Regions from separate parts of the Homo sapiens genome. Here region 1 is linked to region 2. The links are chromatin loops, found by intact Hi-C in ENCODE. Cell type or tissue: GM12878. All regions are shown on one strand. Each heading gives the region's core, and the rest is flanking DNA. Links, peaks and the distances in the headings are about the cores only.

Evidence for each region. Peaks named below come from ENCODE experiments on the same cell type or tissue, not always from the same donor. Only the 100,000 strongest peaks of a DNase experiment are listed, where the experiment ranks them.
Region 1: a loop joins it to region 2, with 3 times the contacts of the local background. A loop is called at or near these places in 2 of 110 quality-filtered maps.

What each region holds. Positions count from the first base shown.
Region 1 is chr12:24,814,193-24,829,470 of GRCh38, forward strand. BCAT1 (branched chain amino acid transaminase 1) reads right to left here. Exons shown (of 11, transcript NM_005504.7): 11 at 1-3,857. The coding sequence ends at 3,816. It overlaps BCAT1-AS1 (BCAT1 antisense RNA 1), which reads left to right and starts at 5,666. Exons shown (of 4, transcript XR_007063245.1): 1 at 5,666-5,755; 2 at 7,588-7,747. RefSeq lists enhancers at 7,808-8,007, 8,398-8,447. In GM12878, for the core only: no CTCF peak of the experiment used is centred there; DNase peaks (open chromatin) are centred at 7,789, 8,159 and 8,569; H3K4me3 peaks cover 370 bases; H3K27ac peaks cover 1,992 bases.
Region 2 is chr12:24,733,589-24,748,866 of GRCh38, forward strand. The region is part of intron 1 of LOC124902897; the gene reads left to right. Among named protein-coding and RNA genes, the nearest start is that of BCAT1-AS1, 79 kb to the right of the region's middle. In GM12878, for the core only: no CTCF peak of the experiment used is centred there; DNase peaks (open chromatin) are centred at 7,121, 7,833 and 8,983; H3K4me3 peaks cover 442 bases.

The DNA of each region.
Region 1 (15,278 bases), core at 6,615-9,114, 81 kb after region 2:
AATCCACATTACAAGGAAAAGTACTTTGATAATTTTAGAGTCAAGACATGAAATAAGGGATTTCTCTAACCCTTAACTCTTCTGCCGGCTTACTTGGTACCTCTGATGAATATTTATTGCTCTAAATGTTTTAGAAACTATCACTCTTTGAAAGTGAACAAACAATGTTTTCTGCTGAAAATTCATCTTTCCCAATCATAAGGGGAAACCAAATATGCAACTTGAAAAAAAAAAAGGAAACAGAATATAGTGACTGAGCACTGAGTGGGATTGAAGAAAATAAATGAGCTTATTTTGGCAGCTGCTTTCATAGCACAATTCCCCAAAAGCAGAACTGAAACTGTAGCTTTAATAAAAAGCTCCAACAATTCTTTTGACTAAGATATACTCATTAATTGCCTCCAAGTGTTCAAGACTGCTTGGATTTGAGGCAAGCAAGACCACTTGCTTAGGTAAATTTTATGAAGCAACAAAACTAATATGGTGAAGAATTTTAACCCAAGGTGTAACTTAGGTTTCCCATGTCTTCAAGAGAGCTGACATTGCATGTTACCATCTAGCTGATGTTACGCTCTGCTTTCTTGCTACTGCCTGCCTCTGCCTCTGTTTGTTTTTTTTTTTTTTTTTTGTCTTACATTTTTTCTTACAGCAATCTTTTGAGAAAAGAATAGAGAATGTTTACCAGGTAGAAAAAACCTGATTCCTTAACAAGACTTCTCAGTCACTTGTTTCTCTTTCCCTTTCACTTTTCCTTTGTGCTTTTGAAAACAAAGGCTAAAGCAGGTGTTATAAATTTATTCATTCCTGTGCTAGAGAGCATGGAACACATCTCTGAAGTCAACTCTTCTTTTGGTGTATCACGAGTTGAATCCTTAATAAATGACTGCCACAAAGAAAATTTCTAACAGCAAATCTTTTTAGGAACTGCTCAGGTTTTGCCTTTGTCTTGACACTTCATTTTAAAATCTTGGTTTCTACTGATGTGTTTTCAAAAAAGCTGACAAGCTCGGTCTGAAATGTAGAAACTGAAAAAAGTGAAAGGAAGAGAACATGCAATATAAGTTAATCATTATCATTTTAAGTGCCACCAGTTCTGTTTATATTAATGCACTTGTGAATTGCTGAATCTCATTTGATCAACCCAATTAAACATTAAATAATTGCAGCCAATTATGCAAATATCAGCAACAATATTAATTTGTTGATCTTTTTGAGCAGATTAGCTTCACATGTTCCTAATGCTAGACCATCTTATGCCTTAAACGATCAATTAGTGTGACAATAACTAAGTCTTGAAGAATGGATAATTGCCTAGTTATAATGTGGCACTCTTGCTGTATTAATCCACTGCAATTAAACAAATAGTGCACAAGGAAAAAAGATGTGCAGATGTTCCTGTTAAATCTATTTAACAAGAAAGCGTCAAGGTCAATTTCCTGTCTTATTACTTAAATGACAATGGTGGATTGTGTTCTCCTTATCAGGAGACCTCCAGTTTTTAAACATCTATCCTTAGTTTTCACTGGGTCTGATGAAAAGGGCTTAAAAATGCTCTTGAGGTTTTATGAAAGAAATGATACAAACATAATGTTCTCTAACTTTCACAATGGACAAGTCTCGCCACAATAAATTTGGAGATGCAAAGTATAAAATGTGTTGATGGCAAATAAATAATTCTCATTTCTCATAGGAATAGAAATTTAGTTACTATGTACCACTAGACAGTTTAAATTACCTGCAACTTTTTCCTAGACTACTATATGAAGAATGAGGTCAAAGGAGTTAGCCAAGGCGAAAGCACACCCTTAGAATGTTGCTCGGGGTACACAGTGCGCAGGCGACAGTCAAGAGCACCTCAGGCCTGAAAAGAACAGCTTCTCCCAAGATTTCAGATCACCAATTAAAAGCCCCCTAAAAGATATTTTTATCATTCCTTTTCATCTTATATTTCTCAATTTTCATTTTACTATCCCTGTCTATAAAAGACCCTATGGCTAAAAGTTTTGGAAAAGAATCAAAGCCCATTTTCTATGTGTTGCTAAATGCCTCAAGGAAATTTTTCCAATGCATCAAACTTTTAGAATCCTTTTTATTTTCCTTCTCTGAAAAGAGAATAAAATATGTTCAGCAAGAAGGAAGTTATGAGGACTGAGGGAAACCAAAATACAATGTCTGAGAGTTGACCTTCCAAGGAAAAATGTTTTCTGTCAAGATTTGACTTTCCTTAGATAAACCACAAAGGATACAATTTTAACTCACAGCTCCTAAACAAGGAAAATATCACCCATAGTAGCTCTCCCTGCATCCTAACCACTTGCTCATCAAATCTCCATTCAAAGAAAAGAGCACCTGCAAAAACAGAGTATAAAAATCAGAGTATGCCTCTTTGTTTTCTACCAAAAAAAAAAAAAAAAGATTTATTTCTGCAATTAACACTTGACATAAAACATTTGTCATTTCCATTTGGTTGGTATGATATCATGACCTCTCTCTAGAGCAGTGGTCCCCAACATTTTTGGCACCAGGGACCAGTTTTGTGGAAGACAATTTTTCCACAGACTGCAGGGTGAAGGGTGGTTTCAGGATGAAACTGTTACACCTCAGGTCATCAAGCATTAGATTCTCATAAGGAGCGCATAGCCTAGATCCCTTGCATGCAGAGTTCACAATAGGATTTGTGCTCCTATGAGAATCTAATGCTGCCACTGAGCTGACAAGAGGTGGAGTTCAGGTGGTAATTCGAGTGATGGGAAGTAGCCATAAATACAGATGAAGCTCCTCAATGGCCCACCACTCACCTCTTCCTGCTGTGTGGCCCATGGCCTGGGGGTTGGGGTCCCCTGCTCTAGGGATATATCTTCAATTCCAAGATAATTCTAATACAATCAATATGAAGTGATTTCCTAAACTAACTATGCTTCAGAGTATCTCTAATGACTTAGTAGCTCATGGAAAATAAAGACAATATAAGGTAAATCTATACACTGTCAGAATCAATCACAAATTCTAATAAAGAGGTTTCATAATATAGAAACAAAGAAGGTACACTTCTATAGAAGCAAAATGTTCACTGATTCATTATAAAACCATTTACTGAGTACCTACTATATGTCAGCCATGGGGGATACAAAGATCTATAAGGCACAAGACCCTCAGTCTTGTAGTCGCCTGACAGCCAGCCAGCTACAACATAATGTGGAAAGGACAATGGTGGGAAATGCACTCAGGTCTTCCTAATGCACAGAGTATGCTCAGGCTGTGACATCAGGAAGAAAACAGATATTTACCTTAACACGGACTTGGAGGACCTTCAAAAAACAGTGATGGGAGGAAATCCAGTTTTAAAAGTCTTGATTTAAAAAAAAGAAAACACTTTCTGTGGATAAAGATAGGCTGCAGGAAATGTAACCTATGAAATTTTCTCAAATTAGCTTTCAAACACACACAAAAAATTGCATTTGTTTGAGGAGCAGAATGTAACTTATATTAAAGAATAAACTACTATTTAGTATCTGAGTGAAGTACAAAAGGAGGCACTAAAATCATTGAGGAAAATCCCATGTTATATGGCTTACATTAATGTTTTTCTAGGTAAGGTAAGGTAAGTTACTACTACCAAGTTATGAAACACCATTTGATGATTGCAATTCATTTTCTCTGGCATGAAGAAACAATCACTCTTGTAACACATTGATACTACAAACTACATTATGCACAGGTAGCCAAAGAAATCTATCACAATTCAAATGCAACAGTCTGTCCCAGTAGCATACAGTTGGTATCCTCTATTTTCCATTGTATCCTCTATTTTCCATTCAGGATAGCACAATTGTCCAGTCGCTCTCTTCTCTTCCATACTGCAACAAAAGCAAGAAAACGTGTTTCAGTACAGAAGCTAACAGGGCAGAAATAGCTTACAAACAAACTTAATACCGCCAAGGTTACACAAAAGGTTCGCTTCTGCTTTGAACAACATTTTCACATTAAACATGTTCACATTAAAAACTGGATTAGAGAGAAAGAGAGGAAAAGAGGGACACCATATAAAACATAAGATAAAAGCATACATAGGGAGTTTTTTAAAAACCAAATACCTGAAAAGAATTACAAATTTTACAATTATTGCTGAACTCAAATTCATAGCTGGTATAGGTCCTTTATCTATTTAGGTACATGCCTTTTCATTATCATTTCTCATTGAGTTAACTTGCTTAATGACTGTGACTTTTACTGTGAAAAAGTGATCCTCAAAGTGTATTCTCAGACCACTAGCATCAGCATCACCAGACAACAAGTTAAAAATGCAAATTCCCAGACCTCATCTCAGACTGAATCAGAATCTGGGGATGGGTTCCAGCAACCTGTGATTCAGCAAGCATCAAATGATTCCGACATGCACTAAAGAGTGTTTTATGCTCATAAACAAAAATATGAAGTTGACAAGTCCCATGGATTTTAACAGAGACTCTGTTCTCTAAATCAAAGTTGTTCATGCTGTGTTAGCATTTTTCTTATTTCTTCAAAAGTTATGTAACTGTATCATAGTCAGAATTTCATTCTTTGCATCAGCAAATACTTTGGTTTAAAAGCAAGCCTGAATTTTAATATTCAAAATGAAATTAAATGAAATAGAGATATTCCATACATCACAAATAGAAAGCTAGTTCTATATTCATTCATTCAATCAGTCAGTCATTCAACAAAAATGCCTGTGTTTATAATAAGTTCTCACTCTGTGAGCAATTAATGTAGGCCAATGTCATCATGCCAGGAGTTTTACAGGCTTATTACCTCATTTAATACCCACAGTAACTGTACATAGAAGGTACCATTATCAATCCATTTTATGAATGAGAAAACTGAATATTAGGGAGATTGAATAACTTGCTCAAGTTTGCAGTTAACAGATGGAAGAGCCCAGACCCTAACCAAGCTCTCTCTCACAGCAAATTCCATGTTCTTGACCACCACCAAGACTGCTCGCCATGTGTTCACCGAGCCTTGTGTATTGAGACTGACTTGGAACAGATCTTTCCAAGCCAGTGTATCAGGCCACTAAATCTGTCACTATGGGTTTGCCTAAATCACTCAGACTATGTCTATTTTCACACGAAATGGCTCTTCTAGTCCTAATTTAACTTTAGTTTAAATTAATATAAAACATCAGAATTTCTGAACTAGAAACAATGTTAATAACCATCTAAAAGGTAGGAGATGACTCAAATAAGTGGGGCTCTGGATTTTACTTCTTTACTTCAGAACAATCCTACTTTTATCCATTTTGTATATTGGGATTCCAGGAGTGATCTCTTTTGAAGAAAGTTCTGCTGCATAAAAATCAAGTGTAAGGAGCAATGAATTTTAATCCAAGCTTCTCATCTTACATATAAGGACACTAAGGCTCTAGGTCACCCTTAATTTTGACAAGCCCAGTTCTCTGCCTCTGTCTGATGTTCTTTCTCCTATATCACAATGTACATGTGCTGTGTTTGTCTTAAAGACCTCAGAGAGCAGAATCTATCCAAGTGGTAAAAATACTGGCAGCCAAGAATGGGTCTACCTACCACCTGGTAGTTTACATGCAAAGGGGAATAAAGGAAGCCAAATGACTGTAAGTTTCTTGCATAATCCACACCAGAAAGCATTGCCTACAGACTGTAACTGCCCGCTATTGACTCTGTTGCTTCATGATGAATGCTGGATGAAACATCTTCAAATTCTACCTGATTTATGTATGATGTCAACATGACTTAAGGTAAGGGCAAAATATGTGTTTTATTTTCCTTACTTGGATTCCCATTAATATATTAAACACTTTCACCATTAATAACAGTTCATTGGCATTTTAGCAGATCTACAGAACTGTGATTCATGACTACTGTCACTTCATCTTGAATTTCATCAGTTAAAGTAAATTTGCTTTCAATTAGTTGTTTTAGTTTTATAAATGATCAAAAATCAATTTTGATTACAATGACAGTCGTAGGCCACATATCACTCTGCGAACCTGCATAATATGCACTAAGCTTTACTCTTCTCATTCTGTAATTTATGCTTTTATGTAAAATCATAGCATTCTGAGAAGTGCCCAAGAAATGTGATATTACAGGTAATTCATAATGTCTAGAAGTAGGCATTTAGTAATCAGATTTTCCATTTGGCTGATGGATAATGCAATTTAATTTTTCAAGGGAAAATAATTCTAAGTAGAGATGGCAGATTTAAGCAGAAATAGAAATTATATTATTTCCTTAAGAGTAAGTAAGTATACATAGAGGGAGGGAAAAGAGAAAACATGTCTTCATGGACTAGGATGTCATTATACTCTTGTCATTATACTCTTGTCATTGTCATTACAAAACAACAGTGCAGGCTCACACCTTCAATGTTTGGTAGGGCGGCTGTAAGTCACACTTACTTAGTTTTGTTCACTGGAATCAGAGATGGTGTCAAAGCAACGTGGCAAGTCAGGTCGAGCCTGCGGGATGGTATTTTGAGCCCATGTGGAAGACTTAATGAAATGTGCAGAATTTTAATCTTTTGCAAATTCCAGCGAGAACACTAAACTAAAACACGACTAATGACAAGTTCATTACCTCACATTCGAGGTACATAAGGCAGATAATTTCATACGGCTTTGCTAAATGCCTTTAAATTCCTGGCAAAACAAAAGCACAACCTGCATGTCATGCAGTCACTCTACGCAACGCCAATAAAACTATAGTCAGTGCTGCCTACCAGGTAGCAATCTGTCATTCTTGCTCTAAACCCTATTGAAAGGCTGTGCAAAGCTTTGTAATCCTGTAACACGTGGAGGAGGATGTGCTGGAAACAGAAGGGGCTGGGAAGCTGGTCCAGGGACTGAGTCACACGAGGGCAGTCTGGAAACAAAGTTTGTATGCACACGGAGGACAGCTTAAGACATTGGTAGGGAAGGGGGTGGAGCCTTTAACTTCTTATGTAACTAAGTCATGGAGCTGCTCCATTGAAAACAAGAAAAATACAATAACCACTAATAGTCATTTGTCCTTGAAAACTGTAGCCACTAGTGAGAACATAGATTTTTTTAATTCTATCTGGTGACCTGCAATCAATACAGATCCTGCTCCTATCTCATTCAAGCTGCCCCTTTCCTATGCTTCAGATGTCCATCTCTGGATCTTTGCAGTCGCTGCTTCCCACTTTATGGAGCTTCAACAGCAGCAATGCTGATTATTCACACATGCTCCCCCTGATACTTAAAAGCCAGGCTCTAGCTTTTATGTGATTATTTGTTGACAGCAGTGTCAACATGTATCTCATTTTGAAAAAAATCTAAATCAAGATCTCTTAAGAAATAATTTGATATTATTCAAGACCTTCCTCCCATCTCTTCTCGGAATGTGTTAATATACAAGAGCAATACATGTTTTGCTCTTTAGTATTTGTTTGGTGTTTCACTTGCCCATTCACTCCTTCAAGAAACATTACTGCATACGCATTATACCCTAGGCTCTGTGCTGAACACTGGAGGTATAAAGAGAGTGAACGATTCAAACAGCCCCAGAGCAGAGAGAAGTGCATGACTAATTATAATGTAATTTAAAGGCCTTACGGGATCATCCCCAGCACTGTGAAACTGGAGGAAGAAGCAGCATTCAAGTGAGTGAATGTGTATTTGGACTGAGCAAAGGGAATATTCTTCAAGAGAGATTCAAAAGGCTTCTGAACGAGATGAGTCATAAAGGACAGCCAAGGCCTTATCCAGGTGAGCAATTTCTAGAAGGTGCAGCAAAACCTGGAGGCATCAGAGAGCAGAACACAACTGCAGAACAGAGGACCCCAAGTGGCAGAGGCAAAGGTGAGTATGATGGTGAGTAACTGGAACAGTAAGGAATTTAACAGTAGAGAAAAGAAACACGTCGACAACACGGCCAATGCTCTCCAAGTTTAAGTTTGGTTAAATATAAACACAGACGTGCTTTTCTTTGTTGCTTTAAAAGAAGAAAAAGGAAAAACGAAACTGTCATTTGAAAAATTCTTCTCTTAGGAGGTATTTATAGAGCAATCTAAGACCCAGGGAGTTATGTGGACAATTAGCTAAATGGGATGAATACTTAACCTCAGAGATTATTACTCATATGCAGAAGTACAGAAGTTGAAAAGTCAAATCTGTGGTTATGAGGGAATTTTTCCCCTGAGCCATACTGGCAAGAATCTTGAAGGTTTTTTCGGTGGCTGTTGTTGGCCTCTTCTTCAATTTATCAGAGCACTTTGTAGAAAACATCCATGCTCCCATGTCATGCCAAAAGTAATGAAATGTAAAACATGATGCAATTCTATGCTTTTTCCTTAATAATTACTGAAATTTATTTTTCTTGGAGAAACAGACAATCTAGGAGCTTAGCTGACAGCCTCAATTTGCCATCTTGTAAGAGTAATTTTGAGACTTTAAGTTCCATGCACATAGGCATGAGATAACTGAGACGTGCTCTTCAATTCTGAAGGGATGGTCCTTTGTTACTAAACAATTTGTAGCACATTTGGTAGTTCTGGTTTGTGGTTAGTTCAGAACCACTGTTTCCACCTGTCCTGTGATTGCATGCCTTTGTTTCTTTGTTTAGTATGAGGTTCTGAATATATCATTTAGTTTTTTGTGTTAACTACCATTATACTTTACTACCAACGGTGAAAAAAGAAATTATTCATTTCTTATTGGCCATAAGCACTAATTTATAGAGGGAGTATATAAAGTTAGGGAGAAAAGGTTTTTTCCCCGTCTCCCATCCTCTGCTTAAACTATATATTTTACTTTTAAACTTTTTTACATGGTCTCACATTTACACTGAATATTTGTTTTGACTTTTTTTTTTTTTTCATTTGTTTTGACTTCTTTTTTTTTCAGATGGGGTCTCACTCTGTTGCCCAGGCTGGAGTGCAGTGGTGCTATCATGGCTGACTGCAGCCTCAACCTCCCTAGGCTTAAGGCATCTTCCCACCTCAACCTGTAGCTGGGACTACAGACATGTGACACCATGCCCGATTAATTTGTTTGTTTGTTTGTTTGTTTGTTTGCATTTTTTTGTAGAGACAGGGATTTGCCATGTTACCAGGCTGATCTCAAACTCCTGGGCTCAAGCAATTCTCACGTCTCAGTCTCCCAAAGTGTTGGGATTACAGGCGTAAGCCACCATGCCTGGCCACCTTCTTCATTTTTTTGCCCCCTTTTTCTTGAGTAAACCACCAGTACCTAGAATAGCCCCTGCATATGGCTTGCACTCAATATACACATTAAAGAGTTAAACAAGAACATTTACTTTAGTCACTAACATTCTGATATGGTTTGAATTTGTGTCCCCACCCAAATCTCATGTGGAATTGTAATCCCCCATGTTGGAGGAAGGGCCTGGTGTCAGGTAATTGCATCATGGGAGCAAACCTCCCCCTTGCTGTTCTCATGATAGTGAGTGAGTTCTAAGGAGATCTGTTTGTTTTAAAAAGTGAGTGGCACCTCCCACCCTCCCTCTCCTCCTCCTGTTCCCACCATGTAATATGTACTGGCTTCCCCTTTGCCTTCCGCCATGACTGTAAGTTTCCTGAGGCCTCCCCAGCCATGTCTCCTGTATGGCCTGCAGAACTGAGCGTCAATAAAACCTCTTTTCTTTACAAACTACCCAGTCTCAGGTAGTTCGTTACAGCAGTGTGAGAACAGACTACTACATATCCTTTTGGCTTCTATAATCTTACTTTTAAAAATGCTCTTTCTGAGAACTTTGGTAATGGTTTCCCATCTTACCCCAAAATTGTGTGTTTGGGCTTCTCTTTCAGTCACTTTCAGGTTTGAATGCACATATTTTGTCACCATTTCAATTTTGATGAGTTGCATTTCTGCTTTTGCCTCCTAGAGTTTCCTTCCTCAGTGAAAGCTTCATGATCATGTCTGCCAAACACCTCCACTTAGATCTTTATACCAATTCAATAGAGTTCAATTTTTCTCAGCCTAGTGACTACGTTTTCCTTTTCTATTAATCCTTTACAGCCAAATCAAATGAGTTTACATTTCCTTCCTTCCTTCCTTCCTTCCTTCCTTCCTTCATTCCCTCCCTCCCTCCCTCCCTCCCTCCCTCCCTCCTTCCTTTCGAGACAGGGTCTCTTTCTACAGTGAAGGCTGGAGTGGAGTGCTGTGGCACAATCATAGCCCACTGCAGTCTCACATTCCTGGCCTCAAGTGTTCCTCCTGCCTCAGCCTCCTGAGTAGCTGGAACTACAGGTGTGTGCCACCACACTTGCTATTTTTTTTGGTTGTTTTGTGGAGACTGGGTCTTACTATGTTGCCTAGGCTCGTCTTGAAGTACTAGCCTCAAGTATTGTTCCTGCATCAGCCTCCCAAAGTTTTAGGATTACAGGAATGAGCCATCATGCCCACCTAAATGTTTTTATTTCATACAATCTCCAAGAGGTAACCCTGAAATCTTATTTGGTGTATTAACTGCTACAGAATGTACAATTTGTTTAAGAAAATACTGTATAATTTGTTCAAGAAAATTTTCCAAAAGGGTCTTTCTTTCTTATCACTATGGGCACACTTCTCTTAAAAATTTCTAAACTCCTGATTTTTAAAATTTTAATTAAGATAAAATACACATATATAATTTACCATCTTTACAATTTTTAAATGTTCAGTTTAATGGTAATAAATACATTTATATTCTTGTTTTTTTCCTTTATCCTCTACTTCCCACTCCCCTTCTCGGCCTCTGGTAACCTCTAATCTACTCTCTGTCTTCATAGGATCTACTTTTTTAGCACCTGCATGAGAACATGTGATGTTTGTCTTTCGGTCCCTCGCTTATTTCACTTAACAAAATGGCCTCCAGTTCCATACATGTTGCTGCAAATGACAGGATTTCATTCTTTTTTATGGCTGAATAGTACCACATTGTGTGTGTGTGTGTGTGTGTGTGTATATATATATATATATATATCTTTATGCCACATTCTCTTTATCCATTTATCTGTTGACAGACATTTAGGTTAATTCCATATCTTGGCTATTGTGAATACTATTGCAATAAACATGGGAGTGCAGATATCTCTTTGATATACTAATTTTTTTCTTTTGGATATATACCCGGTGGTAGAATTGCTGGATCACACGGAAGTTCTAGTTCTACTTTTATTTTTGGAGGACCCTCCATACTGTTCTCCATAGTGGCTGTACTATTTATATTTCAACCAACAATATATGATGGTTCCCTTTCTCCACATCCTCCCAGCATCTGTTATTGCCTGTTTTTTTTTTTTTTTTTAATACAAGCCATTTTAACTAGGGCAAGTGGATTTTACATTGTGGTTTTGTTTTGCATTTCTCTGATAATTAGTGATGTTGCGCATTTTTTCATGTACCTCCTGGCCATTTGTCTGTCTTCTTTTGAGAAATGTCCATTCAGATCTTTTATCCATTTTTAATCAAATTTTTTTTTCTGTTGAGTTTTCTAATCAGGTCTCATGCCCATTTTAAAACCAGATTACTAGATTTTTCCTATACAGTTGTTTGAGCTCCTTATAGACTCTGGTTATTAATCCCTTGTCAGATTGATAGTTTGCAAATATTTTCATCCATTCTTTGGGTAATCTATTCCCTTTGTGGATTGTTTTCTTTGCTGTGGAGAAGCTTTCCAGCTTGACATAATCCCAATTGCCTATTTTTGCTTTGATAGCCTATGCTTTTTCAGGTCTTACATAAGAAATCTTCGCTGGCCAGGGACAGTGGCTTATGCTAGTAATCTCAGCACTTTGGGAGGCTGAGACAGGAGGATCCCTTGAGTTCAGGAGTTCGAGACCAGCCTGGGCAAGATGGTGAGACTCCATCTCTACAAAAAATTTAAAAATTAGTGGAATGTGGTGGCATGCACCTGTGGTTCTAGCTACATGGAAAGCCAAGGTGGGAGAATTGCTTGAGCCCAGGAGGTCAATGCCACAATGAGCCAGGTTCATGCCACTACACTCCAGCCTGAGTGACAGAATGAGATCTTTGCTTAGACCAATGTCCTGAAGCATTTCCTTAATGTTTTCTTCAAGTAATTTCATAGTTTCAGGTCTAAGATTCAAGTCATTAATATACTTTCATTTGATTTCTGTGTATGGTAAGAGAAGCGAATCTAGTTTCATTCTTCTGCATATAATTATCCAATTTTCCCAGCACCATTTATTGAAAAGACTGTCTTCCCCGTTACAGTTCTTGGCACCTTTGTCAAAGATGAGTTGGTTGTAAACATGTGGACTTAGGTATCTGGGTTCTCTATTCTGTCCCACTGGTCTACTATGTCTGTTTTTATATCAGTACTATGCTGTTTTGGTTATTATAGTTTTATAATAAATTTTGAAGTAAGGTAGTGTGGTGATTCTAACTTTGTTCTTTTTGCTCAAGATTGCTTTGGCTATTTGGGGTCTTTTTAGCTCCATATACATTTTAGGATTGTTTTTTCTATTTCTGTGAAGAAAGTCATCAGTATTTTAATAGGGATTGCATTGAATCTGTAAATTGCTTTGTGTAGTATAGTCATTTTAACAAAATTAATTCTTCCAATCCATGAATATGGAATATCTTTCCACCTTTGTGTGTTTTCTTCAATTTTTTAAATCATAGTTTTATACTTTTCCTTGTATAGATCTCTCATGTCTTTGGTTAGATTGATTCCTAGGTATTTTATACTTTTTGTGGCTATTATAAATGGGATTGCTTTCTTGATTTCTTTTTCAGATTGTTCACTGTTAGCATATATAAATTCTACTGATTTTTATATGTTGATTTTATATCCTGCAACTTTACTGAATTCATTTATCAGTTCTACAGGTTTTTTGAGGGAGTCTTTAGGTTTTTCTAGGTGTAAGATAATGTCATCTGCTAAGAAAGCTAATTTAACTTCTTCTTTTCCAATTTGGATGCCCTTTATTTATTTTTCCTGCCTATTTGCCCTGGCCTCTAAACCTCTGTTTTGGAAAAAGGCTTTCATGTAATCTAGCCAGTTATGTATTTTTTGTTCTATTTGTGTTCTTTATTTGAGCAAAACTGTAATAATTTATTATTTTCAGATTTACTCAGGCAACCTTAAAAAAATTAAAATGCCTAAGCCATCCATGCAGAAATTTTTATTAGCTACTCTTCAAATTACTTGTAAGTGTTGCTGTGTACAAAGGTAGAAAACAACTCTGACTAAATTTTATTTCTTCCAATATTAAGATATTCCTTTACTTAGCTTACAGAAAATTCTCATAGAAAACCTTTGCTGGAGAGCAGAAGTATGGCAGCTCATTGATTAAAAAACCACAATCAAGGCCAGGGTGCGGTGGCTCATGCCTGTAATCTCAGCACTTTGGGAGGCTAAGGTGGGCAAATCACTTGAGGCTAGGAGTTTGAGACCAGCCTGGCCAACATGGCGAAACCTCGACTCTACTAAAAATACAAAAATTAGCCAGGCATGATGGTGCATGCCCATAATCCCTGCTGTGTGGGAGGCTGAGGCACAAGAATCACTTGAACCCAGGAGGCAGGGGTTGCAGTGAGCTGAGATTGCACCACTGCACCCCAGCCTGAGCAACAGAGTAAGACTCTGTCTCAAAAAAACAAACAGAAACAAAAACACACTTTCTTTCTTTTTAATACTGTAAATTTGGCAGAAAACTTGCTGAGTAAGTCTCTTTTAAAACTGCCTTTTAAACTCTCTTTTAAACTTTTATTTTTATTTTATTTCCCTTTTTTTAGAGGAAGGTTCTCACTATGTTGCCTAGGCTAGTCTTGAACACCTGGCCTCAAGCGATCCTCCTGTCTTGGCCTCCCATAGTGTTGGGATTATAGGTGTGAGCCACTGCACCCAGCCAGAAATGCCATTTTTATCACTACCCAAGGACCTCCATTGCTCTCTGGAGGCCTGTTGCATTCTCAGCCACCTTTAAGTTTCACTTAGTTTCATGACTTAATGCCATCCGACATCACTCAAATGATCAAACTTTATTTTACTTTTCAATGTAAGTCTCAGGCCCTCTTGGATATTTTTACTAATTGACAAGGATAGTAACTGGCTTCAACAAAGTCTTCTAACTTGTGAAATGCTTGCAAATTACAGGATAATCTCTTTTCTGAGTAGCCCAGTGTTATCTGGTATTTAGCATGCCTGCTTAACTGCCTGATGAGGCATTACTGTAGATTATTGCTCAGAAAAAAAATAGGCAAAACAAAGTTAGCAGTATGAAAAAATAGACGTGTATACTCTTTGATCCCAGATTTATCCTTAGGAAGTAATCGAGGATGTACTGTCCATACTAGTGAAAAAAAAATTGCCAACAACATAAATGTTCAATAATATAATTTTTTAAAAAAATTATGGTACATCAATATAATGGAATTCAATTAAACTTTATAAATGGTGTTGGAGAAAACTACTTATTGATATAAAAAAGCAAAGCATTTATTCAGTGAAAAAACATGTAACAAAATTATGTACAATATGATCCCATTTTGTTAGGAAAAAATAACTATCTAAAAGTATACTGGCTGGGCATGGTGGCTCACGGCTGTAATCCCAGCACTTTGGGAAGCCAAGGCGGGTGGATCACCTGAGGTCAAGAGTTCAAGACCAGCCTGGCCAACAGGGCAAAACCTCATCTCTACTAAAAATACAAAAATTAGCCGGGAACGGTGGCATGAGACCTGTAATCCCAGCTACTCGGGAGGCTGAGGCAGAAGAATCGCTTGAACCCAGGAGGTGGAGGTTGTAGTGAGCTGAGATCATGCCACTGTTCTCCAGCCTGGGTGACACAGCGAGACTTAGTCTCAAAAATAAATAAGTAAATAAATAAATAAATAAATAAATAAATAAATAAAGTATATAAATGCTTACAAAATATTGAAGGTTAAGACATCAAAAAATGGCAGGGCACAGTGGTTCATGCCTGTAATCCCAACAATTTAGGAGGCCAAGGCAGGTGGATTACCTTAGGTCAGGAGTTCAAGACCAGCCTGGCCAACATGGTGAAATCCCATCTCTACTAAAAACACAAAAATTAGCTGGGCATGGTGGCGCACACCTATAATCCCAGCTACTCGGGAGGCTGAGGTAGGAAAATTGCTTGAACCCGGGAGGCAGAGGTTGCAGTGAGCCAAGATCGTGCCATCGTACTCCAGCCTGGGCAACAAGAGTGAAACTCCAGCTCAAAAATAAAAAGACATAAAAAATTAACAGTGATTATATCTCAGTGTTGGAATCACATGCACTGTAATTTTCTTCCTGAAGTTGCTT
Region 2 (15,278 bases), core at 6,634-9,133:
ATTCACAGTGTTTGACAGTTTTATAGATGAGGATGAGATGATGCTGACAGACACATGGCTTTATGGGAGAGAAAGAATGGAGGCCTCACAGGCCAGTTAAAGGGATATAAAGGAAGTTCATAAAAATCAGTGGTGAACATTTTGTCCACATAGTATAGTGTGCCAGGCAATAAATGTTTCTCCTCTTTATTGCCTACTAATGAGGAGGCATTTGGAAGGTGGTTGAAGGCTAAATACCAGAAATTAGATTCAAAGAAAGCTGCCCAAATGCTGTCCTGTTTTTGCTAGCACTCCCTGAGGTGGAGGAGACTTACTTTCCATTCTGCCAATCAGCATCAGGCCCTCCAAGTGGGAACAAATGGCATCAAGATTCATCCTGGGTATATCCCCTTTCAGACAAGAGTTACAGAGACACAACTTACATTGAGTATAACAGGAATGAAATTTTGACCATATAGGTAGAAACCAGGTACATCAATAAAACTTTGACCTGATATGCTTAGGAGATGAAGAGCAGGCTTCATAATACTTCTTAAGGAAGAATGGTAAGAGTCAACCCATCTTATGGCTCACACCCACCTATCACACCCATTCTAAATCTACTTGGAGATGACAGAAAAGGTCTTACAGTTTCTTGTAATAGGTACTGAACGAAACAAGGAAACTTTAGCATTCTCAGAGAGATTTCTCCAGGACAAACTCCCAGGTGAAACCATAGATGAGGTGTTGATGAGTACCTGGGTTCTTATTGCCCTGGTTGGACTTACAGTGCTGTTGAAGGTAACAAACTGGGCAAAACCTTAAGACATTTTCTTGATAATGACCACCAGGTTCCCCTGAGTAAGCTGGATCCTCAAAGAAGGTTAATGTCTGAATCATCCAGAGAGTGCAAACTTTGCAGCCATGGCAAGAATGCAATATATCTGTGGCTGCAGAGTCAAGGGGTCCCTGAAGTTTGAAATAGAAGTAATGATGCCCCTGCCACTTGATAGAGAGCTTTTGGTGGAGAAAAAAGAAAAAGATGGGAGAGGGGAATTTGTTTGGTTGAGCTGTGAGCTTAGTGTAAAAGACAATGTTTCCTTCCAGAGCAAAGGGCATTTATGTAGACTTCTTACTATGAAAGATCCAGGTGTTCTATGTACAGGTTCTTCTCCTGAAACACAACCTACTACATATTTGGGTGCCATCTAGCCCTCTTTGGCTCATCCTGTGGGAATTAGGGCTCAGGGGGCTGAGGGCTGTGTTGCTGCTGTTGGTAATAAACTGTCCTCTGTCTCTTATCCAAGAGTCTTGTGTCCTCTGTTCACATTTATGAAATGGTGGCAGGCTAACTTAGCTTGCAAGTAGGGTAAAATTTCAGCCCCTTAACAGTTCTTGACACCAGACAAATTTATGACTTCTGTAAGAATTTAAGAATTTGAATACATGCATACTGTGTGTGTGTGTTCTAAAGTTGTTGTTTAGGAAAATGTATAAGATAGAAACACTTCACAAAGGTAAGTAAAATGGCAAGGGGTAAATGACAACGAAATATAGCTCTTCCCTCAGAGCTAAGTTTAAAGCTTTTCTTGTTCTATTGCCTGAGACCCCACCATTGAGCTTTCACTTCCTAGATTAAAGAAAAATTGACTTGTAAATATACATGCTCCTGGGACTAGAATACACTAGGCCAGCTAGTGGTCATTCAAAACTCAAGATAATTGAACCAAGCCCCTCCCTCTATCTAATTGGAATCATCAACAAGAAAGAATAAGATGTTTGATGTGCTTGTAGAGGGATAAGTGAGGGGAGGTAGAACAAAAAGGGGAAAAAAGAGTAACACTGAGATAATATTTAGCCTGCATTATCGCACCTGATTTTAGCAGTCAGAATGCAGTACAACTGTAAGACATCCCAGAGACACGTATCCAGAAAAGGCATAACAAAGACGATAGTGGGTAGTCACCAAAGACAAACTGTTTCCACATCCCTAGAGATCATCCAGTGACCATGGATATAAAGTGACTGGAAGAGTCATTGAGACTGATCTGCCACATCTCAACTGTGCACTCTGGACCAGGTTTTAAAGACAAGTTGTATAGTAAGTTTGGACAGTTCAAACATCTTTTATCACCTTCAACTCCACTTTTTAAGAATTGACATAATCTAGAGGTCTAATTTTAAGAAAAATGACAAAAACATTTGTTGCTTTCATTTGAAAGACTAATATTGAGAATCCAAGCCTTGACAAAGTTAAGATAGCTCAAACTGTGTGAAATTAAGTTTATTATTACAATTGCTAAGTGAGTAATTTAACATTTTTCCAGCTGGGTAGAAATAAAACATTATTGCCTTGAGACTTTGGAAAATATTGCTAGAAGAAATAGGTTTATAGATCTGTCATACAAATCTTATCTTTCTGTAACTGAGTTGTAACAAAAATATATTTCCTTCAGATAATCAAAAAAGACAGTCTACAAAGTGATCCCTTAAATCCATTAACTTTTTCCCCTAGATATAAGAACAATGCTCTGCACGTAGTAGGAATTAGTAAATATATGCTGATTCGAATTGAATTCAATGCTGATTCTAGAGAGAAGGATACATTAGTTTGAGTTCTAGGTTCAAACTCGCTTAAGTACATACTTTCTTTTAATGTTTTGCTCTACCAAAATAAATCAACATAAAATTTCCTTAATCAGTAGCTGCTTTGAGCCTATATGTAACATTTTGCCATCACAGGATCACTTAGCACTGTTCTGGATTTGATGCCTCTACTCTATTTTTTTGACTGTAAAATGTAAATACCTATTCAAAGATAAGAGATGTCATATATGATTCCATATATTAGGACTTTATTGTGCAAATATGTATTCAAAGATAAGAGATGGCATAAATTATTCCATATGTTAGGACTTTCTTGTCTATGATAGTAAAGTGACTTAGTTTAAGCAACCAAAATTGGGGAAAGAGTGGGCAGTTGTCAAATAAGGTCCCAAGAATCTTTCAGTTCCATGACCGTGTTGTTATCCTATGTCTCTGAAAGCCTGTGGCTGTGGCAGTTCACAATGCATAGTGGCATCATTTCCTGAGAAGGGAAAAGCTAGGAAAGAACAGTATTGGAGTGTGTGTGTGTGTGTGTGTGTGTGTGTGTGTGTGTGAGAGAGAGAGAGAGAGAGAGAGAGAGAGAGAGAGAGAGAGAGATTGAGAATCAAAGGTTAAGAATTGTAAGAAATGCTCTGTTGAGGAAACCTAACGTACATCCAAATCTTGTACTTTACCTCCTTATGCAGTGTGGTCCTCAGTGACAGTCTCATCAAAGGTTCTCAGTTACATCGTTTTATCCTACAGACAATTCACTACAAACACACAAGGTATACTTATAAATATAAATTTGACTCAGGAATTACTAGGCTGCTATAATAGATGTTGAGTAGGAGGGACTTTTCTGTTCTCCAAAATTGCAGTTATGATTCAAAGCTCAGGGTAATAGTGCAAAGTGCCCAGTCCAGAGATGGCCACCAATGAGCTTCTGACAATTGTAATCGGCTGTATTAGAAAATACATAACTGACCCTGTTACCAACAACCACTACCGTAACTCCTACCCCACAGTCAGTATTTAAAAAATGACTGAAGATGATGGGAGGATATGGACAGTCAACCTCATAGAACACTATAATGTAGTTATTTCCTTCCCTTCTTGCTTCCTCCTTCCTGTATGTAAATTGAAGGAGCTAAACTTTGAAGAGGGAGAGGAAGATGTTACACAGTGCCGCAGCTTGCCTCCTTCCCCGCTTCAAACTCCTTAATTCACAAATCTACCCTATAATGAGGAAGGAAAAAAGTTTTAAACTGGATATAAGATTGAAATTTTAAACAGGTCTGGACTACGGTTTAACTACTGGTGATTGGTAAATGATAAAATATGCCCAAGATGCTATTAGGAATAAGAAAGCAGGAATTGCTATAGTATAGTAAAAGTCAGTGTTTCAGCAGATAAAATTATTTTACATAATATACCTCAATAATTTTAAGACTCTAACTATTATGCTTCACATGAATCAAAAATCATATGCTAAATTTTGTTCCAACCACAATCACTGCACATTAACAAAAGATAAAAAGAAGGCCCGAGATATCTGAGAAATAGGATCCATTTACAAGTGCATTTCTCTGCCTGCTGCCATTGAAGCGTTCTTCTAAACATTTTCTGCTGTCTTTGTGATAATGCTCAGATCTAGAAGATCTCTGTTTTCAACTGGGGGTTGTGAAGGAACACACTCATTTGTGCACGGCAGGGCAAGCAGGGGTGGGCTGCAGGAAAGAGGAAACCCACATGTATTGAGTACCTACTATTTACCAGCTAGATGCCTTACATATGTGATCTCATTTAATCTTCAAAGTGTGGTTTAGATAGTTAGATCAATAGATGGACAGACAGATGGATAGATAGACTCAATTATTAGAATTAAATGTTAGTGAGTTTCAACTAAAATAGCTCACTGTAGTGGGTTTAATTTTTTTCAAAGCCAGGATGTTTATTTTTTTTAAATGACAGTTTTGAGGATATAAGAATTTCCCACTATTATAGCCACATAAACCTAAGGCATGTTGCCAGAATCATCTACAAAATCAAGTATAAAACTAGAGCGAAAGAAAACCTAAGTTCTATTTCTCTTTCTTGACAGTTTCCTCAACTAGGAAATGATGAGATTGGTGTAAATCTCTATGGTACATTCCAACTCCTGCAGTCTAAGATTTTTACATGATAAAGTGAAAGGATAAGCTAAAAAGTTCAGTTGTTTGTATAAAGCAAATCTAAATTAGCCAGGTCTAAGGTTATGTCCACATAATGTCACCTAATCAGTTGAAAAGTGAGTATTTCAGCCAAACCATAGATTTGTTATTACATAGTGGACCAACGGCAGTACATGAGAACCATACTAACAAAATGCACTATTCTGCAATTTTTAAAAAGACCAACACAAAAAAAACTATGTATGTAGATATGACCTAAGATTTCTGAGTTTTCTCAAGTCCCACAGTCTTCTTTCCAATAATAAACAATACCCCAACAAATTCCCTTCTAGGAGCGCAGTGGCCCTGGATACCAAGTGGCATTTCCTGTGGATTCTTTTCCTGGGGGAGGCCTTTGAACATCAACATTTTGAGGTTTCATGATGTTGAATGAACCTCATTGAATGCTAAGGCTTAAACTGATCTTAGTCTAAGTGTTTCTTTTTACAGATGGGGAAACTGAGGCTCATAGCCTCATTTCTTATCCTGCAGTATAGCATGAATTCCAGCAATGTTGGCTACTACATTTTGATCCCTTTAAGATAATTAATTTTCTTAGAAAATATTAAGTGCCCCATGCTGGAAATATTAAGTGCTACTTAAGATTGGAGCCAAAACTACCAACATTTTCTCAAAAGAAAAACATCTTTTCCATAAAGACTAGAAATAATATGTTGCAGTGAGGAAAAAAGATGTGGAAAGAGGAAACATAATAAAAAGAGGGGATTTTTTTTTTTTTTTGGTGATTTTGATAAATTTTTCATCAGGTGATTTGTCATTTGTTGAGCTGTAGGCAATAGAAGGATAATTTCAGACTCCCCTAGGCTTCACATTTGATTTGGAAGAAACCAAAATGGACTTTTAAAAAAATAAGTTTCTAAAAGGATACTTTGTTCTTTTTCTCTGAAGTGAGTCCAAAATCAACAACAACAAAAATGGAACTGTTAAGGATGGAATGTCTTAATCTGGATTAGTTTAGTCACTGTTTAATTCAATTTAATTTAACTCAACAAAGTTTTATTGAGTATGTGATATGTGTAATGCACTATCTTTTGTATTTTCCTGTCTCATGACTGTGTATCTCTGAACTTCAGAAGTTAGTCAAATGAGAGGTGGCAGGGTGTGTAGATTACAGTTTAGGATAATATTTGGCCCTTAAAAACTAAACTCCACTTTCCTGACTGGCTAGATTCTAATGGGGATGTCACATTGGAGAAATATTTGGCAACACCAAATGTAAGTCAGTGTTATTACTTACATTACATTACTCACACTTTACTTAGTTAATGAGCCCCACGTACTCAATATTCCAGTGGGATTATGTATACGTGTGGGTGGGGGTAAGGGGTGCCCCATTCTCTTGGTTGCCTCAGAACTATAGTTCCAAAGCTACATCCAAAGTATTTAAACAAGAAATACTACAATAACTTCATATTAATCTATCCAGAGCAATCCTTCCAGAGGTTTTATTGAAAAGGGCCCCACCTTTATAATAGCAGAAACATCAACTGTCTTCCCAGTTTACTCCTCTCAAGCAAGTGGTAACTTCAAAGTCTGAAGTTTTAACCCAGACATTACTACAGCTGAGAACTTTACATTCCAGTCACTGTAAATTTGGATTTACAAATATAAACAAAAAGACCAGAAATGCAAATATTAAATTTCTTTTAGTTCTGAGTTTGCAAAATTGATGCTAACAGTCTATAGAAATTTTGTATTTATTAACATAGGTGAGAAAAGATTTCCATGAGTTATTGTATTACAGTTTTGCATGTAATTGTTAACTCCCTAAATATTAATATTTGTGTAAAGTGTTAAATTTACTTAGCATTTTGTTCCCCCTAAGACATTCAAAGACTTTACAGATATTAGCTAATTAAAACTCAGCCCATTACTGAAATGCAAGAAGCCCTAGGAAGTATAGTCCACAATTAAAAGATGCAGAGGGCCAGGCGAGGTGGCTCACGCCTGTAATCCCAGCACTTTGGGAGGCCGAGGCGGGCCGATCGCTTGAGTTCGGGGGTTCGAGACCATCCTGGCCAACGTGGTAAAACCCCGTCTCTACTAAAACTACAAAAATTACAGGGCATGGTGGTGTGTGCCTGTAATCCCAGCTAATCAGGAAGCTGAGGCAGGAGAATCGCTTGAACCCGGAAGTTGCTGTGAGCTGAGAGCGCGCCACTGCACTCCAGCCTGGGCGACAGAGCAAGATTCCGTCTCAAAAAAAAAAAAAAACAAAGCAGAAAAAGAAAACCAGGAAGTGATGAGTCATCAGGTCCAACAATAAGCAGATGGCATATTTTAAAGATGCTTGGGACCAAAGGGAGAGAAGCCACAGAGTTTCCTGTCCCCACAGGTTCAAGAGTTCATTCTGGAGTAAGAGTATAGAGAGGAGAACTAGTCTTAACAGTTCTGGTCCTTTCTAACACAGAAGATAACAGAGGAAATCCCATTCCAATCTTACCAGCACTCTCAGCCAATCCGACACAGTGCTGTGGAACCACCCATCCTGCAGAGACAGAGGACCCAATTGTAATGATGGCCAGCTTTTGTAAAAAGACTTTCTATATTATTTGTTTTTGCACTACAGTTATTTGTGCATCATGAAAAATAAACTGCAGAGTCAAAAAAAAAAAAAAAAAAAAACGCCAAATCTTGGCTCTGCCCCCTACTAACTGTGTGATACGTAGTCACTGCACATAAAGCAGGTTCAATTCTTTTATCTGAAGAATCGAGATAATAAAACCTATGTCACTGCATTATTATGAGAATTAAATGGTAAAATATAAAAGTGGTTTAGAACTTAATGGACTCAGAAATGTTTTTCTTTCCAAAATGGATCTTTCTGTGGGTAGGGTGGCGGGGGTAGGGTGGGTAGGAGTTGAAGGTTTGTGTTTGTATAGATACGTTGTTTGCAACCGAATTCAAATTTATCTGAAAGATCCTACTAGAGCTCCGGTTATTTTCGAAAGTCAAAAACTAGGTCATTAGCAACTCAACTTGAAACTTTCTTTGTTAGCATTGCTACTAATTGAGAGGTTATCATTAAGCACCATGGCTCGGTTCAACTGGAGCTCAAACAAAGGGGAAATTTTGAGCAATTACCCAGGACTCGGTGTCTAGAACCCAAAGTCAACTTATGAAATGCTTTGCAAACAATGAAGCATTAAGAGGAACTCACTGCCTCGGTAGAACCTGCTCTTGTTGGTACCAAGGGACAAAATGCAACTCGCTGCAGTATCCAGACCCAAAAGGGTTTTCTCAAATGGACTCTATCTCTTGAGTCAAAATTGTTTTTGCATGTCACTACACTGCCCCATCTCATCTGGCTTTTCCACGTCTCTTCACAAAAAAGAAACTTTTGACTAGAAATAAAACACTCCCAAATTGCTTTTTCCTTTACCAGGACTAACATAAAACACAATTATAATGGAAAGCAAGAGGGAGCACCAAGAAAGAACCAAATCTTTAATTTTTATTTTTTAATTTTGACATAAATCTCAATTTTCTGGTTCTTACAGGAATTAGAGGCACTTGAAAATTGTAGGGGGAATGTAGAAGTCCTAGGCTGACAACAAGAAATACATATTTCTTGCCAAAAATGTCTTCAGAAAAATGAAAACCAACATTCTGAAATTTCCCAAATATCTATTAATATTGATTGCAATTTCTGATTGCAATGAAACCAAACATAAAAATCTTTCAATGGCCCCACAATTAATCTTCTTTCTTCAGGACAGATACTCAAACAAAATGAAATAACTATTTAGGTTCAGCCTGTTCAATGTTCTGATTTAATTCTGGTTTATTAGTTTAAAAAAACAAAAAAAACCCATGAGTTTAGGTCTAGCTGAAACAAGTTCCCTAGGTTTTCTTTGAAAGATTTTAAGCTCAGTTCACAGTTGAGTTAAAAAGTAACAAGAAAGTCAGGGTCATATTAGGTTTATCAAATCCTACAGTTCTTAAGGTTTGGGACTGAAAGGTGCTTTCAGGCCCAATCTTGGCTTCAGAGACCCGGGAGGTTCACTTGGGTGGACAAATACTGAGACAACAGGCTGAGTTTTATGCAGTACCTTTTAAGTAAGGAATGAAAAGGGAAGCAGCCATCTGCTTTGTGAGAAATGAAGGAAGTGCCCCAGTCCCCTGCAATTCAATCTGAGAAGTCACTGCAGTGTGGCTTCCCCCGAAACTTGAGTTCCTGGCAGTGGAACCAATAGACCGTGGGGGTTGGGTAGGGGAAGAGCAAAGACAGTCAGTCTCCTCATGTAAGCCAATTTCTTCTCTTTACAACTCCTCCCACTTTACTCAAGGCCAGTCTCCCAAGACGTGCACCCATACACCCATCTGTGCTGTCAGGAAGAGGTGTCTCCCACCTCTTCCTCACCTAACTCAACTTAAATGTCACGTCTCAGATAGGCTTCTTTGACCATCTCTTTTGAAATTTGATGTTCACATAATACAGGTTCACGTCTTCCTGTATTTTTCCTTTATTGCTCTTATTAACAATTGTAGGAACCAGGCTTGGTGGCTCACACCTGCAATCCCACCACTTTGGGTGGCCAAGATGGGCAGATCACTTGAGTCCAGGAGTTCAAGACCAGCCTGGGCAACATGGCAAAACCTCGTCTCTACAAAAAATACAAAAATTAGCCGGGTGCAGTAGCCTGAGCGGGTAGTCCTGGCTACTCGGTTGGCTGAGGTGGGAGGATTGCCTAAGCCTGGGAGGTTGGGGCTGCAGTGAGTGGTGATCCTGCCACTACACTCCAGCCTGGGTGATAGAGGGAGACCCTGTCTTTAAAAAAAAAAATTATAGCTACACAGACTCTTGTGTGGTTATGGCTCATGGTTGGTTTCCTTCACTAGACTATTCATTCTATGAGGCTAAGAAAAATAAGTATTTTTTAAACTTCTATTCCCAGCCCCCAAGCAGAGGGTTTGGTATATAGTAGATGTCCATTAAATAATTGTGGAATAGGTAGCTCTCTGCTCTCAAATATCAACCTCATCTTTTGATTGTTTTTCCCATATTCAAGTCCCATTTTATATTCTAAATACCCTTGGATGTATTACACCTTTAGCAATTAGCAGAAATAATTAAAAATATCACTTACTGAGGCCTTAACATGTGCTGAACATGGAACTCAACACATCATTGACCTGTAATCCCAGCACTCTGGGAGGCTGAGGTGGGCGGATCACATGAGACCAGGAGTTCAAGACCAGCCTGGCCAACACAGTGAAACCCTGACTCTTCTAAAAATACAAAACTTAGTCAGGTATGGTGGTGGGTGCCTGTAATCCCAACTACTTGGGAGGCTGAGACAGGAGAAATGCTTGAACCTGGAGGGGAAGGTTGCAGAGAGCCAAGATCATGCCACTACACTCCAGCCTGGGTGACAGAGAAAGATTCCGTCTCAAAAAAAAAAAAAAAAAAAAAAAAAAAAAGACATCATTGACATTATTTCATGGAATTTTCTCAACACTGTGAAGTGTGTAAAATTATTGCTGTGTTACAAGTGAAGAAATCAAGGTTGGATTAAGCCTAGAGGGGAAGTACCGCTTGGCATGGAAGAGAGAAAGAAGGGTTGGTGAGGAGCATGGAGACAGTGAAGGTAGGAGTGTGCCAGCGAACATTCCTTATGTCATAATCCCCCAGTCAGCCCCGTCTATACCACTTAAGAGCAATGCATATACCATATGTGTTGCTGCTGTCTGCAGCATTAAACATATATTCCATAGTTGAATCCCTTTTCCTGGTGCTCAAAGGAAAGAGAAAATAACAGATCAAAGGAGAATGCTGAAAAGATATTTGACTCTCTGGCCCTTATTGTTTAACACCTTTTAAATTTGTTTTTTTCTTCTGTGTCTATAACACTGGAGCTAAGACATGGGTGGCCAGAATAGATAAGCCTCTGGCCCTCTTCCAATCCTATGATTCTACAATTCTATGTTGCCATAATAATTTCCACTATATTCTGTCAATGTGCTCTCACTTCCCTTCAGACAGGATTTATCTGGCAACTGAAGTTGGTCCTGACAACATCTTAAAATGCCTAAACTGATGGTGTCTCTAAGATTTTTCTAACCCCTATTTATATACCGTCAAGACAAATATGCAGGAATTCGGCAATCAGAAAGTTGATTTCCACCATTGTGACAGCCACTGTTTTTTAACGTTTCATTCCCATTCTTGAAGCAATGGTGGGAAGCAGCTCCTCTGGAATTTGTCACGTAGCACTTCAGCTCTTCCACGACAACTGGTATGCACAGAAGATTGCAGAATATGCCTTCCTCCCGTGCCAAGGCATCACTCTCCTCCCTTTCTCCTTGTTAGTCATTTGTCGGGTTCTGTAAAACTGCATTGATAAGGTGCTGCTTTAAAGGTGCCAATTATCTATTTTGTTGTAGTGTAATTTTTTAAGAAAAGGATGCTGCTAGTTATCCTCTTCTTGATGTTTAGAAGAGTCTCAGAGGGTTTTGACTAAGGGGACTGTAGTTATTTTGGTGTAACTTGCAGTTGTTCGGTGAGAGATAGAGTTGAGGTATGAAGACATTTGAAGAAAAATAATGGTAAACTTTTATGTTTGAGTGAAAGTAGAGAGAGATGTTCTCTTTGGGCAACATACAACTCCAATTTGGATGGAAAAATATGAGGACAAAAGTTACCTTGTTCAGGTGAAGATGTGCCTGGAAGGAAAGAGAGCCTTTCCCATGAATTTTGTTGGAAACTGCTCTGCTTTTGGTCACATGCTCCGTGTACTCCCACAGAACACACAAGGGATGAAGGCCTGACCTTTGAAGTCAGGATTAAATTCCCATCATTTAATCTAAATGTATTCGCCCATCACCACTGAGAAGCAGGAAGCATCAGATGCTCTGCTGTGAGCCGACTGGCATCCTCTCCCCTTTTATTTTGCAGTATTTTTCTCTTATAAACCTCTAGTTATTTAAGACCTGGTGTTTGACAGATCAGTAGGGTGACTATAGTTAACATCAGTCGATCATACATTTCAAAATAGCTGGAAGAGAATAATTCAAATGTCTGTAGCATAAAGAAAAGATAAATATTTAAAGTGATGGGCATCCCAATTACTCTGATCTGATTATATGAATGTATCAAATTATCACATGTACCCCCAAAATAAATACATCTAATTTTTATATAAAAAATAAATAGCCTAAAAAATAACTAAAGTGCTATGTTTTAATAAAAGAGGAAAAAGAAGTGATAATAACATACATATTACATCATCATTTCTGATTTTACATGAACTTTAAAGAAGAAAAATCCATAAATGTGCCAACAGAAAATGTTAACAAACCAATCATCTCCATTTTGGCCATCATCACAGCTTACAAACACACACACAAACCCACATACACATGCACAAAGAATGGAGGGAACAATGAGTTAGAAAGGAAAAAAATGTGAGACATATTCACAATATAAATTCTACAAAAGGAATTCAACAAACCAGAGCTTTTGGCTTAAGTGTGCTTTTAAAAATATTTTTGTTTCAGGAGAATCTCTTGAACCCGGGAGACAGAGGTTGCGGTGAGCCGAGATCGTGCCATTGCACTCCAACCTGGGCAAGAAGAGCAAAACTCTGTCTCAAAATAAAATAAAATAAAATAAAATTCGTTTCATTATTAATATTTTATCAAAAAATAATAGTTTTAGCACAAATTCCACTTTTCAAAACTCACACGGCTCCAACACTAAGGTTATCTTGTTTGGCATTAGAATAGCTCATGTCTACATTAAAGCTGGAATCTTAGAAATGACATAAACAGGCCTTTTTCTATAAAGATAAAAGGCTAAGCTTTAAAGGATTTTATATTTATAGATAAATGTTTCCATAGTAATCAGTACTATAAAACTTGCTGGTGTCAGCACTCCTTTGCATACAAAAATGGCTCATATTAAAATGAGCTAGATTCAGAGAATCAAATGTAGATTCTTTTACCTTAAAAAAGCACAACTTTTGTGAGAAGGGCAAAAACCTTACTGAATTTTGTTGGAAACAGCTCTGCTTTTGGTCACATGCACCGTGTACTCCCACAGAACACACAAGGGATGAAGGCCTGACCTTTGAAGGCAGCACGGACCATGATGAAAAGTAATTTACAACAACACACTCATTATTACATCCTCAGATGATGAGCTTGGAGCTATGCATTTTAGATTTTTCCCAGTGTCTGAGGTCAGTTTTGTTTTAGGAAGCAAGAAAGTTCAGGAAGAAAGAAAACAAAGTTCAGAAGGAGGCAAGATTAAAAAGAAAAGAATACAACACTAATGCTTTAATAATAGAGTCAAAAATTCATGAAATAAATGTTACACGTAAGACAGTATAAAACTGGTAAGAATTCTGTTTTTAACATTTATGACTATCCTAACAGATATAGAAACATATCTTCACTAAAAAACATGCACAAGGAATGTTTGTAGCAGTCCTATTCATAATAGCCTCAAACTGGAAACTATTGAAAGTTTACCAACAGATTAGATATTTTGCAGTCTATTTATGAAATGAAATACTATAAAACAAGCATGAATAAACTATTGCTATATGCAGATACACAGACATAGTATAGAACCAAAGAAAGCAGGCACATGGAGGAGAACTTAGTATATGATTCTATTTACGTAGAACTCAAAAATGCACAAAACTAATCTATGGGTTAGAAGTCAAGTGATTGCCTGGAGGGAAGGCAGCAGCTGGGAGGGGAACAACAGAGGTTTCTGGGGCCCATATTTTCTTTTTTAATCTGGGTACTGGTTACAGTAATGTGTTCACTTTGCAAAAACTTGTCAAACTGTGCCTTCATGATTTATGCACTTTTTTGCATGTATATCATACTTTAATAAAAAGGAAAAAACACAACGTTGAGGTGGTCTGAGTGTTTTTCAATAAATATATATAAATGTTTCCATTGTAATCAGCTCAGCTTTATCTGTCCTAAATACCTCCTCATTTTTGTTTCTCTTGGCCAGTGAACATTTGACACTCCTAAGAGATCACTTTCATAAGGCAAATGCATGTGTGTATGTATGCACACTTCACCCTCAGTTACCCACATTTTTATGACATCTTTGGAGGCACATATTCAGTTGTTCAGCCACCCCAAAGCCTCCAAAATCTGGGACCTTGCTGGAAAAAAAAAAAGCAATTTTAAAATAAATATTGAACCGATCCTGGACTGTGTGGTGTTTGTGTTAACACCTCACAAGAGAGTGGAGGGCAGGCAGGGGAGAGTGCTTCCATTTCCAAAAGGCTGCCTGCGGCGCCCACAGGCACTAATGGGACCGGGCTGGGGCTCTGAGACATTGCCAGGTGGAGGCAGGACAATGGGTACCCTGAATCCCCCGGCAGAAGGCTTTGGTCTGTCATTTTCTGGGGTTTCCATGTGGCACTCAAGTGTCAGATAAGTAAAAAAATTAAGTGGGAACTTTTAACAACATTCCATTCCTGGACTTTGTACTGCTCATTCTGCAAGGCTTTTGACTGAGAGAACCTATCTTTTTATTTTCATTATTTTAAAAAATTTTTCAGAAGAAGAGCTAGCTATGAGGACAAGGCAGTGAGGAAATAGTGATAAAGAGTGGCATCACTAAAGCCTCTTTCCCTAAGTGACTGTGTGACCTCAGGCATCATCCTGCATCTCCAAGAACCTTAGCTTCTTAGCTGGGGGCATTCCTCATATGACTGGTATAAGGAATAAATGAGATAATAGTAGAGTCCGCAGGTCATTATCTTCTGGCACAAAGCACACCAAACACGCAATAAACATTAGCTATTATTGCTATTATATTATTGCTCTTGAAATGTTTTCAACTTCGTATCTGGATTTTTCCATTGCATGGGGCTTATATAAATGGAATCCTGGCTGCCCCTATTTGAAAGTCACCAAACGTTATGTCTAATCTTCAAATAACCACAGGTACTCTGGCAATTATTTTCATGGCTGAAAGTTGAACACCCAGGCACAGAACCATTGTGATAGAACAGCGACGTGTGTAGAAGGCCTGTCTCCAAAAAGATCACAGGAAAGAAGCCTTGCAAACCTCAGCTCTCCGTTTGTTTGTAATTTTGCTCCTTTTGGTCTCTTCCACTCTCCCCCCTCACCCCTTCGTTTTTCACATCTGTGCTTGCTTCCTGACATTAGCATAAGTTTGGGAGTCAGGTTGCTGGGGGACTAAGAGGCTGAACTTAAACTAAAGGGGATCGTCGTGAAAGGAAGAATGAAATCGAGGACTAAATGAGGGGACTGTGTATCGGCAGGATTCATTCGTGCGCACACATAATACTTTTGGATGGTCTCCTGAGATGGGCTGCGTGGCAATTTTGCTGCCTGTATTCAAATATATTTAATAGTCCTCATTGCATTCCTAATCATGTAGCTCATAAGGGAATTTCTGCCCTGAGATATGACAGAGAGGCACAACAGCCATAAGGAATAAATGTTGGCAACACAAAAAGTAAAATATTTTACCTGCAA